Regions from separate parts of the Homo sapiens genome. Here region 2 is linked to region 1. Evidence: chromatin loops called from intact Hi-C (ENCODE). Cell type or tissue: MCF 10A. All regions are shown on one strand. Each heading gives the region's core, and the rest is flanking DNA. Links, peaks and the distances in the headings are about the cores only.

Evidence for each region. Peaks named below come from ENCODE experiments on the same cell type or tissue, not always from the same donor. Only the 100,000 strongest peaks of a DNase experiment are listed, where the experiment ranks them.
Region 2: a loop joins it to region 1, with 3 times the contacts of the local background. A loop is called at or near these places in 3 of 110 quality-filtered maps.

Annotation. Positions count from the first base shown.
Region 1 is chr16:72,499,776-72,505,160 of GRCh38, forward strand. All of the region lies in intron 6 of LINC01572 (long intergenic non-protein coding RNA 1572), which reads right to left. All of the region lies in intron 1 of LOC124903718 (a long non-coding RNA gene), which reads left to right. Among named protein-coding and RNA genes, the nearest start is that of LINC01572, 160 kb to the right of the region's middle. RefSeq lists an enhancer at 2,518-2,587. In MCF 10A, for the core only: a CTCF peak has its summit at 2,511 (motif pointing right); a DNase peak (open chromatin) is centred at 2,526.
Region 2 is chr16:72,817,396-72,822,780 of GRCh38, forward strand. The region is part of intron 5 of ZFHX3 (zinc finger homeobox 3); the gene reads right to left. It overlaps ZFHX3-AS1 (ZFHX3 antisense RNA 1), which reads left to right. Exons shown (of 4, transcript NR_171704.1): 4 at 3,378-4,259. It also overlaps the pseudogene RNU7-71P. Among named protein-coding and RNA genes, the nearest start is that of ZFHX3-AS1, 150 kb to the left of the region's middle. In MCF 10A, for the core only: no CTCF peak of the experiment used is centred there; a DNase peak (open chromatin) is centred at 2,126.

The sequences.
Region 1 (5,385 bases), core at 241-5,240:
GAAGTCAAACCTTTAAACATCATGTGAATATAGATTTTCATATCTAATTTTATGAAGGCTTTTTTTTTTCTTGCCAGTTCTATAGTCTAATATTACTTTCTTTCTGCATTCTCTTTCACAGGCTATGGCCTTTGGCAAAGACAATGACAGGCAAATATTTATAAACCATAGATTAGTTATAAATTTGATCCAATCAAATGATCAGTAAGCACATTCTTATTGCCAGTTGTTATTACCTCTTTTGGAAAGGTATTGGCAACTTTCATTTTGTTAATTTCAAATCAGACAATTTCCCAGAACTAACTGAGGTTCCAGTGCCCAGCGGAAAGCTAAAATAACCTAAATTTGCTTCTTTTCCTTCTTCACTCCTGTCTTGTGTGTGTATACTTATTTGTGTATGTGCACAAGTATAAAGAAATAATTATTTTTGCAGCTTTTGGCCTGAATGCTTGTCACTCCATTTTACATAATTCAATTTACCCTCTTCCAAAAACAGATGTTTCAGTTGCAATCTTTGCCTCTTTAGAATCTCCATACAGGCAAGCTTAGCTAATAATTTTTGATTAATATAGCCAAATACCAACTCCTACTTCAAACCCCCTTTACTTGGAATACTATCATCAGATTGGTTTACAGAGAGAAGGAAATAACAATGAGGTCAGGAGGAATGGAGATGGGGTAAAATAGCAATAAAAAGTAATTATATAAAAATGCTAAAGGTATAACATCTGCTTTTTTGCTTAGCTCACTGAGCTTGACAGTTTCAGATTTATGCTATTGTCCATGTTTAAACAGATACAGAAAAGGGAAATGGGAAAGAATGTTTATGTGAGACTATTAAATAGTGCAGGGAAAATACGAGTTGTTATTACACTGGTAAGGAAAAGAGAAACTCAGTGAAATTTCTTTCCAGAGATTTGCCTTTGTGATCTGCAAGGTGCTGTTCCCCTGCTTACATTCCGTTACCCTGGCAACGCACTCCTGTAAAATAAAGATTATTAAAGCGCATATGATTATTTTGCTGCTGAGTGAATAAGACAAGCCGCTTCTGAAATGCCTTATCAGAGAAATTCAATTTTAGGCCAAATTGTGTTTTTGCCTCCTTCTAGCTTTTTTCCTCCCTCCCCCCACTTCAAATAAAACCATCATCTTCACATTTACTACATGATATTTTGTTACCCATTCACACCCTTAGTATTTTAAGTCAGTTTTCTTTTAATTTCATGAAAGCATTTTCCCCAATTTTTTATAGCTCTAGTCTATTTTCCAGCTATCTACCATCTGTTTGCAAATCAAAATTACAAAGCAATGTGCTCTTGCTTTTATTTTATTATATAGTAATAGTAGAAATATTGGGTTCTGTACCAAACATAAATGTATGTATTACACATTGGCTACGCAATATTTGACCAAAGGATGATGCAAAAGGCAAAGATAAGGAATGTGGTGCCATTTTAAAGTCTGCATATCCAACTGTATTGGTCATCCTCACCCTTAAGTTGAATGTCTTGTGCTTTTCCATTTGACATTGCCCTAAGGTGATGTTATAGAGCTGGGAAGTTTTATAGCCACGTTGACAGCCAGTCACGCCTTTGTTGCTTGGTGCCTCTACATTTGGAGAAAAGATTCTTGAGAGCCCTAAAATTATTTAATACCAAACTTATAAAGTTTGGTATTTTATAAGTATTTTAATATTAGCCAATTTCTTGGAGATATAGTAATGGCAACTTTGCTAAAACTATCTAGTGATTTCATTAGAAACTACAGCTTTTATCATAATTAGGGTCCGAGCAGAGGTCAACAAAAAATAAGTAAATTGGTAATAGTAAATGCATATTTACTGTTTCATGCTATCTGTGTGAAGAAGTTATCATTTAAAATCTTTTAATACAAGAAAGAGTTACATCCGCTTTGAAGTAGAGGTGGAGGGAATGAAGTTTGTTCAGAAAAAGGCAAGTTTCCAACAAAGGCCACATAGAAGACTCCTTACACATCTGTTAAAGCTAACACGAGACATGAATAGATAAGAACAGCCCTGGAGAAACCTTCATCCTGTACTCTCCGACAGTGGATGGATGAGGTGGATGACATTGCTTCTACAGAGATTGTTTATGGGACATTTTTCCCACTGCTACAAAACACTGGCATATAACCTAATACTGCTGTGTCATGAAAAAAAAGCAGAAGTACAGTGTTGATAATCTAATAACATGAAAACATTAATATTTGCTCTGTTAACTTATTTTCAGGCCCAACCAAGCACCATACTCCTACGTTGATTAAGCATACAGGCCCATTGGCTTTTTATGTAACTAACTACAAATCACTGCTTATTACTAAGAAATAACATTGATATTTCACAAGTTCTAGACACTCTGAGCACATGTAGAATGAAATATCAATTCTTCTAATGAAGCAAATCAAATTTAGTATTGTACACCCAATCTTTGGTATGTTAACACCACCATGGAACTTATGACTGTAATTCACTCCCAGCACTGCCCAGAAGGTGTCACCACAGCCTCATTGGCTTGAAGGACTTGGGGACATGTGGGGGAGTAGAAAGCAAGGGGAGAAAAACAGACACAAAGAAAAAAAAAATCTTCATGCAGACAAAGGAATATAAGACAACTACTAGTTGTAATATAGTGCCAAATACAGAATCACAAACATTCACCCCATGCTAAAACTACAAAATTACTACAGGAGAAAAGTGGGCCTCTACTTGTCAGTGAGAGTAGAAAGTAGGAGATTCATGGAAGGTGTTACTTGAGGTAGTCATTTTGTAGAAAATAAAAAGCAGGTGATAAATAGAAAATATTCATGTACTGAGCCTGGTCCAAGCTTCTTACCTAAAATGGTTTGCCTCCTTATCACATCTAGTTGGATAAGCTGCACTGGGCCACATAAAAGGAAAGATAAAAGAACAGCTGGGAAGAGATGCTATGAAGAATCAAAGAATAGAAAACACAAAGTCTTTTATTGAGAAGCTGCACAAATTAACTCCAAATTACCGCCACAGTCAGACAAGAGGAGGCTTCAAGGCACAAAACTTGTTGCTGCACTCCATCTTGCTTTATTGTGGTGTCTTCACTCATGTAGCTAAAAGCCATCCCCTTTATAGTACTATATCTTTTAATCTCTGCTCTTCCCCCCTGTAGTTTAATTAAAAGACAATGAACCTTTTAAAGTAGTCAAATGGAAAATATAAAATTGCACCATTCTATCAAAGCTTAAGATATTCCTGTTCTCAGAGCATGAGAAGAATTCAAAATAACATACTTTGTATTTTACTACACTTCAGTCCCTCTGTGCCATTTCTTCTTCAGGGCTCTTGATTGGAATAGCTATCTGAACCAGAAACGCAGCTCACCCTCAGAATGATAAACAGAGGCAAAATTAAAAACAAGTAAACAAACTAAAAAAAAAAAAAAAAAAAGTCAAGTTAAATCAATTAGATCTTTGTACCTGATTTTTTATTTTTAAATAATATTATTGTAATTCTGCATTCCTTCTATGTTTAACTGACATAGGCCTAAAGATTAGTAGTGTTTCTTATGTAAGTATTATTTACTCAATATGTTGTCAGTTTTAGGGCATGTGGGCTAAAATAAGAAAAATATAGTAAAATGTTATTGGATGATAAGTAGGCCTGAATGCTCAGCTTTCCGACAACTCCACAGCCTAAATCTATTAGTTTTGGCAAAGGGCACCAAGACAAATTCATGCCGTTTGAAATGTTCCATGGGAGTCTTTAAAAATGAAGGTCTTGTCTACTCTTTATGGACATTAAAATGCTTCATCCCAAGGACCCCTTTATAGCAAATTGCAAGCTGTTCTGTTTTATCTGCTTTGACAGAATGAAGGGCTGAGCTGGCCCTAGAGGGATGGGATACAGAGTCTGAGTAGCTCAAACTTGAGATTTCCAATAAACCATCTCCTACAATTAGAAGAAAGGCACAGAGGAGATTCATTTCAACAGATAGTTCCAGCCCATTTAGAACTACTCTATTCTCCCCTACTTATTTCATCACTAAAAATCTAACAAAAATCATGTCCCTCCAATACTCCACTCCAAACTAGCACCTAAAACTCTAATAACCAGTCTAGTTGAGCTTTGGCATATATACATCCTTCTTATTAGTCTCTTGATTCTGATACTTATTATATTAATTCCCGATTTCTTATAACTTCAAATCCTTTTCAACACTATAATTACCCAATCATTATTCTTTAAGTTCAATTGTCCAGTATAGGTTGCCTATCATTCTCCATAAAAGAAATACTTGCAGATTTCAGTTAGTTAATAAATGCTGCCAGGGCATGAGACTTAAGTTTAATTCTTCATCTATAGATGCCTAATATAGGAAACCTGCTAAAAACTTCCAGACACCACTCAATTCATTAATGCCAACTCTCTCCCTTTCTCTTACCCTTCTGTAATTAGGACGTCTCTTTTTCGAGTGTCATCACATATGATAATATATGGAGAGTGTGAACTGTTAACATCAAAAAAATGATTCTTCCCTTTAGAATGTAAGATTATAATAACTAATCCTATTTTTAAAAGTCCCCAAAGCCACATACTCATAAGTATACCTCTATGTAAGTCAGCTTATAAAAGTAATAAAAATGAGGGCCAGGCGCGGTGGCTCACGTCTGTAATTCCAGCACTTTGGGAGGCGGAGGCGGGCGGATCACGGGGTCAGGAGTTCAAGACCAGCCTGACCAACAAGGTGAAACCCCATCTCTACTAAAAATACAAAAATTAGCCAGGCGTGGTGGCACGTGCCTGTGGTCCCAGCTACTCGGGAGACTGAGGCAGGAGAATTGCTTAAACCCGGGAGGCAGAGGTTGCGGTGAGCCAAGGTCACGCCACTGCACTCCACCCTGGGCAACAGAGCGAGACTCTGTCTCAAAAAAAAAAAAAAAAAAAAAAAAAGGAATAAAAATGAAAAGATAGGGAAAAGAAGTCTCTCATCACCACCTCCAAAACTTTAACAATAGTAAAATTAATAATTTATCAAGAAAGATCCCCCTAGTTCAGGGAATATTCCTCAAACATACTCTGAAAGCTGAAATCTTACAGTATCGTATACAATAGCTGAAGCTCTGACAACGTTAAAATCATCCAGTCTGTTCCTGTCTCGGGTTTCTTATTTTTCTATACCAAAGCATCATTAAAATTGCACAAATTTGCCAAAAGGAAGAAGAGAATATAATGCAAACGTCACAACAATTAAAATAGAAAAGCATTAAAAAATGATTTAAAGCACAGGCGTTCAAATCAGACAGACTCGAATTTGAATATTGGTTCTGTTGACTACTGACAAGTTCTTGAACAGTCTAAAATTCAATTTATTCTTCTATTAAAAAACAATAATA
Region 2 (5,385 bases), core at 187-5,186, 320 kb after region 1:
GGCGTGGAGTTGCTGCTTCATCAAAGATAAGCCTGAAGAAAAACTGGAAATGAAGTAAAACATGGAACCTTAAGGTCCCTCATTTTCAAGATATCCACTTGCCCTCCAAGAAAACCAACATACTGGTAGAATTAGTTTCTGTGTTTCCTAAGCAAAATTCATCTTCTCATCACTAAACACACCAGTGCGCTGTTGGCATGGCTGCATCCTACGATGCAGACCATTCTCCCTCTGGCCAGAGGCCTCCCTCCCTTGGGGAGATCCTGGGCAGGCATTAAGCTGTCCACGTTACTGGGAAGTTTCTTTTGCATCTCTTCATGGTGGAGTGACTCCTGGAGGTGGTAATCACCGAAGTGCTGATCCTCTTCCTTTTTGGCGTCCTGAGGTGAGCCCACTGAGGGTCTGGGATGCTGCCTGACACTTGAACCTTGTGGGGAATCCAAAGGCAGCCACCACCCCCACCTCTCAACCATCAGACTCTTAGCTAAAAAGTACCACTGACAGCCCCTCCATCTAAATTTCCATCTCCCAAACCAGCAACATAATGGAGGAGCCAATTAAATGATTATTAATTCATGCTACTTTCCGTAAGCCAGAGGTTCTCATCGCCTTACATTCCGTAAACCAGCTTGCCACCTGCCCCAGAAATTTACAGCAATCTTTTCTCTATCTCCGTTGACTAGCGAAAAAAGAAATTCACATAGCTCCATACTTAATGTCTGAGTTGGGATAACTATTCCAACACACAAGACACAGATGTATCACCAGATCTGAAAATGGTCCTTCAGCTCATAATTATAATTAAATGGAAGGTGAAATGTGTGTTTCCCATAGCTCCTCTCTCTCAGCTTCTCATACCTCATGCTCCCACTAGACAGCAGAAATGCAATGTTTCCAGAGGGTCATCTGTGCTTTTGGATTTTGTGATCTGACTTTCATTGAAAGTAGAGTTACTCTTGGCATTTGCTTGCAATTCCTTCCCCAGAGGACAGGCTGGGCTTTCTTACTTGAATCTCCTGTGGAGCTACTGCACTTGATAAGTGGCCAAAGATCTAGCTAAATTTTCTTCCTCCCCCCAATAGAGAGAACAACAGTTCCTTTAAAGAATCTGCTTTCCTGCCAACTTGGTCTTTAAACATGCATGGTCTCATTCTGCCTCCAACCAAGCACTTAGAGATGTTTCCAAGAGGAATAGGGGAAGAGGGGAAGGGGATTTGTGTGAAGCAGATGCACGCACATGTTCACTCAGCAGGGGGCGGTCTTCAGGCCACAGCTAAAAAGAAACTGAGGCTTCTCTCTTCCCTAATCAAAGAAGCAGAATCTGTCTCAACATCCAGCCTGGTGAAGTTAAGAACCTTCTATTCAAAACACAGTCTTATTCTAAGGAAATGCAAGCTATCTCGCTCCCGTATATCCCTAGAAAACACCTACCCCTAAAAGTAGAATATGCTTACAAAGGTATGGCAAGACACAGAGGTTCTATCAACTTCACAGGCCTTTTGTTTCTAAAAAGGGTTTCAAAGAAAATTTGATTTATACTACACATAGGTATAAGAGTTACTCAGGGAAAGGCTATTTTTCTTCTCCAACTTAAATATGAACAAAATAGGTCAGCACTTTAAAAATCCAGCAGCTCTTAGTTGTTATTATTACGATTTTACTTTTTGTTTGGAAATAATTATAGCTTCACAGGAAGTCTCAAGAACAGCATAGAGAGGACCCATGTACACTTCACCCAGGTGTTACTTATTAAGCAGTTTAGATAAAGATTTCCAGGTCTTCCATCACTCTTCATCGTGACCCTGCCTCTCCGGCTCCCTCCCTCCCTCCCTCTCCCCCACCCCCAATCTTGCTTACATCTACCAAGACTTAGGGCCCTATGCCTGTCATACACCTTCCCTGTCCTTTAGGAAAGCTCCATGCCTCCCTAACCCAGCAAGGGCTCAGGACTTACTGTCTAGTTAAGAAGTCGATCTCAAAACCTCACGCTTGTCACTGAGATCGCAGCCTTGAGGTTCAGCAAATGCCAGAATGTGTCAGACTCCCGGGCAGGGCTCATTAAAACACAGATCACAGCCCCTGCCCTAAGGTTCTGATTCAGTAGGTCTGAGTCAGATAATGTACATTTCCAGTAAGTTCCCAAGTAATGCTGATGGTCCAGGGACGACACTTTGAGAACAGTGGTCAGAGCCAAGGCTTTGTGTAATAGGTAGGAACCACGCTGCTTTGTGGTCTAACTAGAAATAAATGAGAGGGCCCAGCAAGCATGGGCCAATCTGTCAGTCCACTTTAAATGGCTCTGATGACATGATACTCTCATCTAAACTCAGGGATGACAGCCAGGTTTGGTCTCATAGCCTAGATGTTTTAAAACACCCTCAGGCCACCTGCTTACTCTAAAACAAATGCAGACACCTTCAAAACCAGAAATTCAGAAGGAATAAGCTCCATGTGTTCTGTTAGCGTAATCCAGAATAAGGACAGACTTCCTTGTTTACAGAAATCTCTTTCTTTCCACATGTCCTGTCCTGGAGAGCCTCTGTGAAAAGAGGGCAAATACCTGTGGGCTCCTTCCACCTTGCAGAAAGAGGAAGCGTCTTTTTAGTGCTGGCTTCCCTCGGTCAGGCACCTGCAGGCCTCAGCAGCTGAAGGCCCTCTTTGCTTCAGCCCTGGAAGCATGCACAGATCTATGCTAGCCCCCATTTGCACAAGTCAGCAATCTGGGAATGGGGGTTCAGGCACCATTCTGTGGGGCCTCTGCTTTCTCTGCAGGAAGCAGCCTCTCTGGCAGGCTCTGGAAGCCTCAAGGTGGGATGGTGGGCACACGCTGACCGGTGGGTGCTGCTGCTTGCTCTGCGTATTTTGGGAGAAAAATAGTGCTAAGCCCTACATCAGAGACATCAATCTGTTGCACTAATTCCTTGCTGAAGTATGCATAAGGCTGCTTAACCACACTGATTTGAGTTCCCAAAAGGCCATTCCACATTTCAATTTCAAGACACCTTGCTCCCTCTGTGTCAGGTTTGCAAATGAACCACCAGTCAAAACAGAGCCACCACCTGGTTTAGACCAACATCAGCTGTTGGTCTGTTTAATAAATTATAGGCACTGGACTGCCACCGTGAGCCCGGCTCATGCCAGGATTTGGAGGCCTGCTAAATATTCCTGATTTTGATTTTGACCTGATTCCTGACTTTGAGGTACTGAGTCAACCTGCCTGTCTTTGGCCTCTTGTTGGTTCCCCCAAAATATGCTGTCTTCCCCTGGCATAGCTTACTGCAGCTATGGCCATGGTATCTTGTGAGGATGGGTGGCCACAGTCCAGGGACACACTAGGGGGTCTGCACTTATTACGCTTCCCTGTGGCTTTATTACAGGACTGTGAAGACAACCAGAGTGGGAAGGAACCTCAGAAACCTTTGGACCAACAGAGGAAAAAGCCCAGAGGTGCAGGACATAGATCAAAACCAGTCGCATGCGAGTCATTCTAGGATCCGGCCAAAGTTAATTAACAGAGGGCCATTCAGTCTCCACCGAGTCAAACAATAATTAGGTTAGTTAGGGTCTTTGAGCCCCAACACAGTCTAGACTCTGAGACACTGCAATATAACAATATTCTTCTGGTTTCTTCTCCATTCCAAATCTATCTTCCTAAAATACTAAATTTTAAGAGTGAAAGTGAACTTGTGAACATAAACAGGTAAAATGTGGGTGTGTGTCCAGAATGGTGACAGACAGGGAGAACTGCTGAATATAACTTATCAGAACCTTACAAACTGGCCTTCCCTCATGATCCACCTAGGGTTTCTTTTTACTAGTCAGGTTCCACAGGAAAATGTGAGAACTTATACTTAGGGAAGAAAGACATTACTCAGGTCCCTGCAAGGCTGGAAAATGGGAATGATTCTCCACTTTCCCCTCCAGATTTAAGCACTACAAAGACTGTCAACATCTCTTGGCATTTTGTACAGTACAGAGAGATAGACACCCTACATTGTGTAATGTTTATATTTAATATCAGTGCTGCTTTCCGTCTCCATTGAGTTCCCACATTCAGCTCACTCACAGCGCTCCAAAGGCCTAGGATAAGTGACCTGTGTGAAGACATGGGGAGGCGGTTCTGGAGCACCTTCAGGTACTCCTCAGGAACTGATGTTTTTTCACTTGTTGTTTGCCTAAGGCCAAGTTCTCTTTACCCGAAGGCATCATTCAGCCCCCCTTGCTAGGTAATAAAGCACAATATTTTGTAGCGCTGGTCACAGTTGGTTCACATCCTGGCTGTGTGACCTCGAGCATCCTATCTGACTACACTGAGCTTTCTGTTTCCTCATCTGTCAATGGGATAACACTGTCTACACATGGTTTCTGTGCCGCTAGCCAGAGATCAGGCATATGATGCCTACCACAGAGTCTGGCACATAGTGAAAGCGCAAACATTTGTTGCTATGGTTTCTTTTTTAGAAGGATTGGGAAATAATACTGCTGGGGCTATAAAACCATAGAACGAGGGGAGAAACTTGTTTATTTTTTTGTTTTTATGGGCTTTCCAATGAAGAGCGGAAAGCCTGCTAGACAAATTCTAAAAGCTGTAACACTGAAACTTGGTTTTTAAGACAAGCAAAGACACCTTAAATTTGTCTTTTCTCTATACCAGGATGAAACAATCCTATTAACCCATGGATTTAATGTCTACAAAGCAGAAAGTAGAATAACTTGGACTTAAAGGTACTTATGTCATGCTATTTTACCAATTGATTGTTAACGAAACATCTAAACAGTATTAAGCACTTGCTAGGTGCTGGGGATTACAAAAATCAATGGTTGCCACATAGCTCCTAACCATAAACAGCTGACAAACTCTATCTGACAACAAGAGAAGCATAGAATTTAAGTTCTCCTCCTCCAACCTTCCTAAAAGTAGAGAAAGTGATAATGTTACATGTTCTTTGGCTTTATAATGTAGAAAATATATCTGACTCAGAAGGCAAATTGGGATTTGACTGCAACTCTGACACCCGAGTTCCCAATCTGTGAGGCTTAGTTCTCGAGGCTGCAAAACGAAGGTAGCATTGGACCCAAGAAGAATATGAGAACCTAATGAACGTGCTCTAATATCCCCCATGGAAAGGCACAATGGTATTTTTTTTAAATAATCATGATTATAATAACAGAGGTACTTTACAATTGGCACAAAAGTTAAAGCTGGAACAAAGCAGGCAAGATTAACATGGCCACTCTGTAAGAATAATATGCAAATCTATAAGGTATTTTCTATAGTGATGAACAATGATTTGCTCCTTAATCTACATTTTCACTGCCCTTTATCTATACCTTGATGATAGTTCTCATTATACTGTGTCATAATTGTGATTACATATGACAACA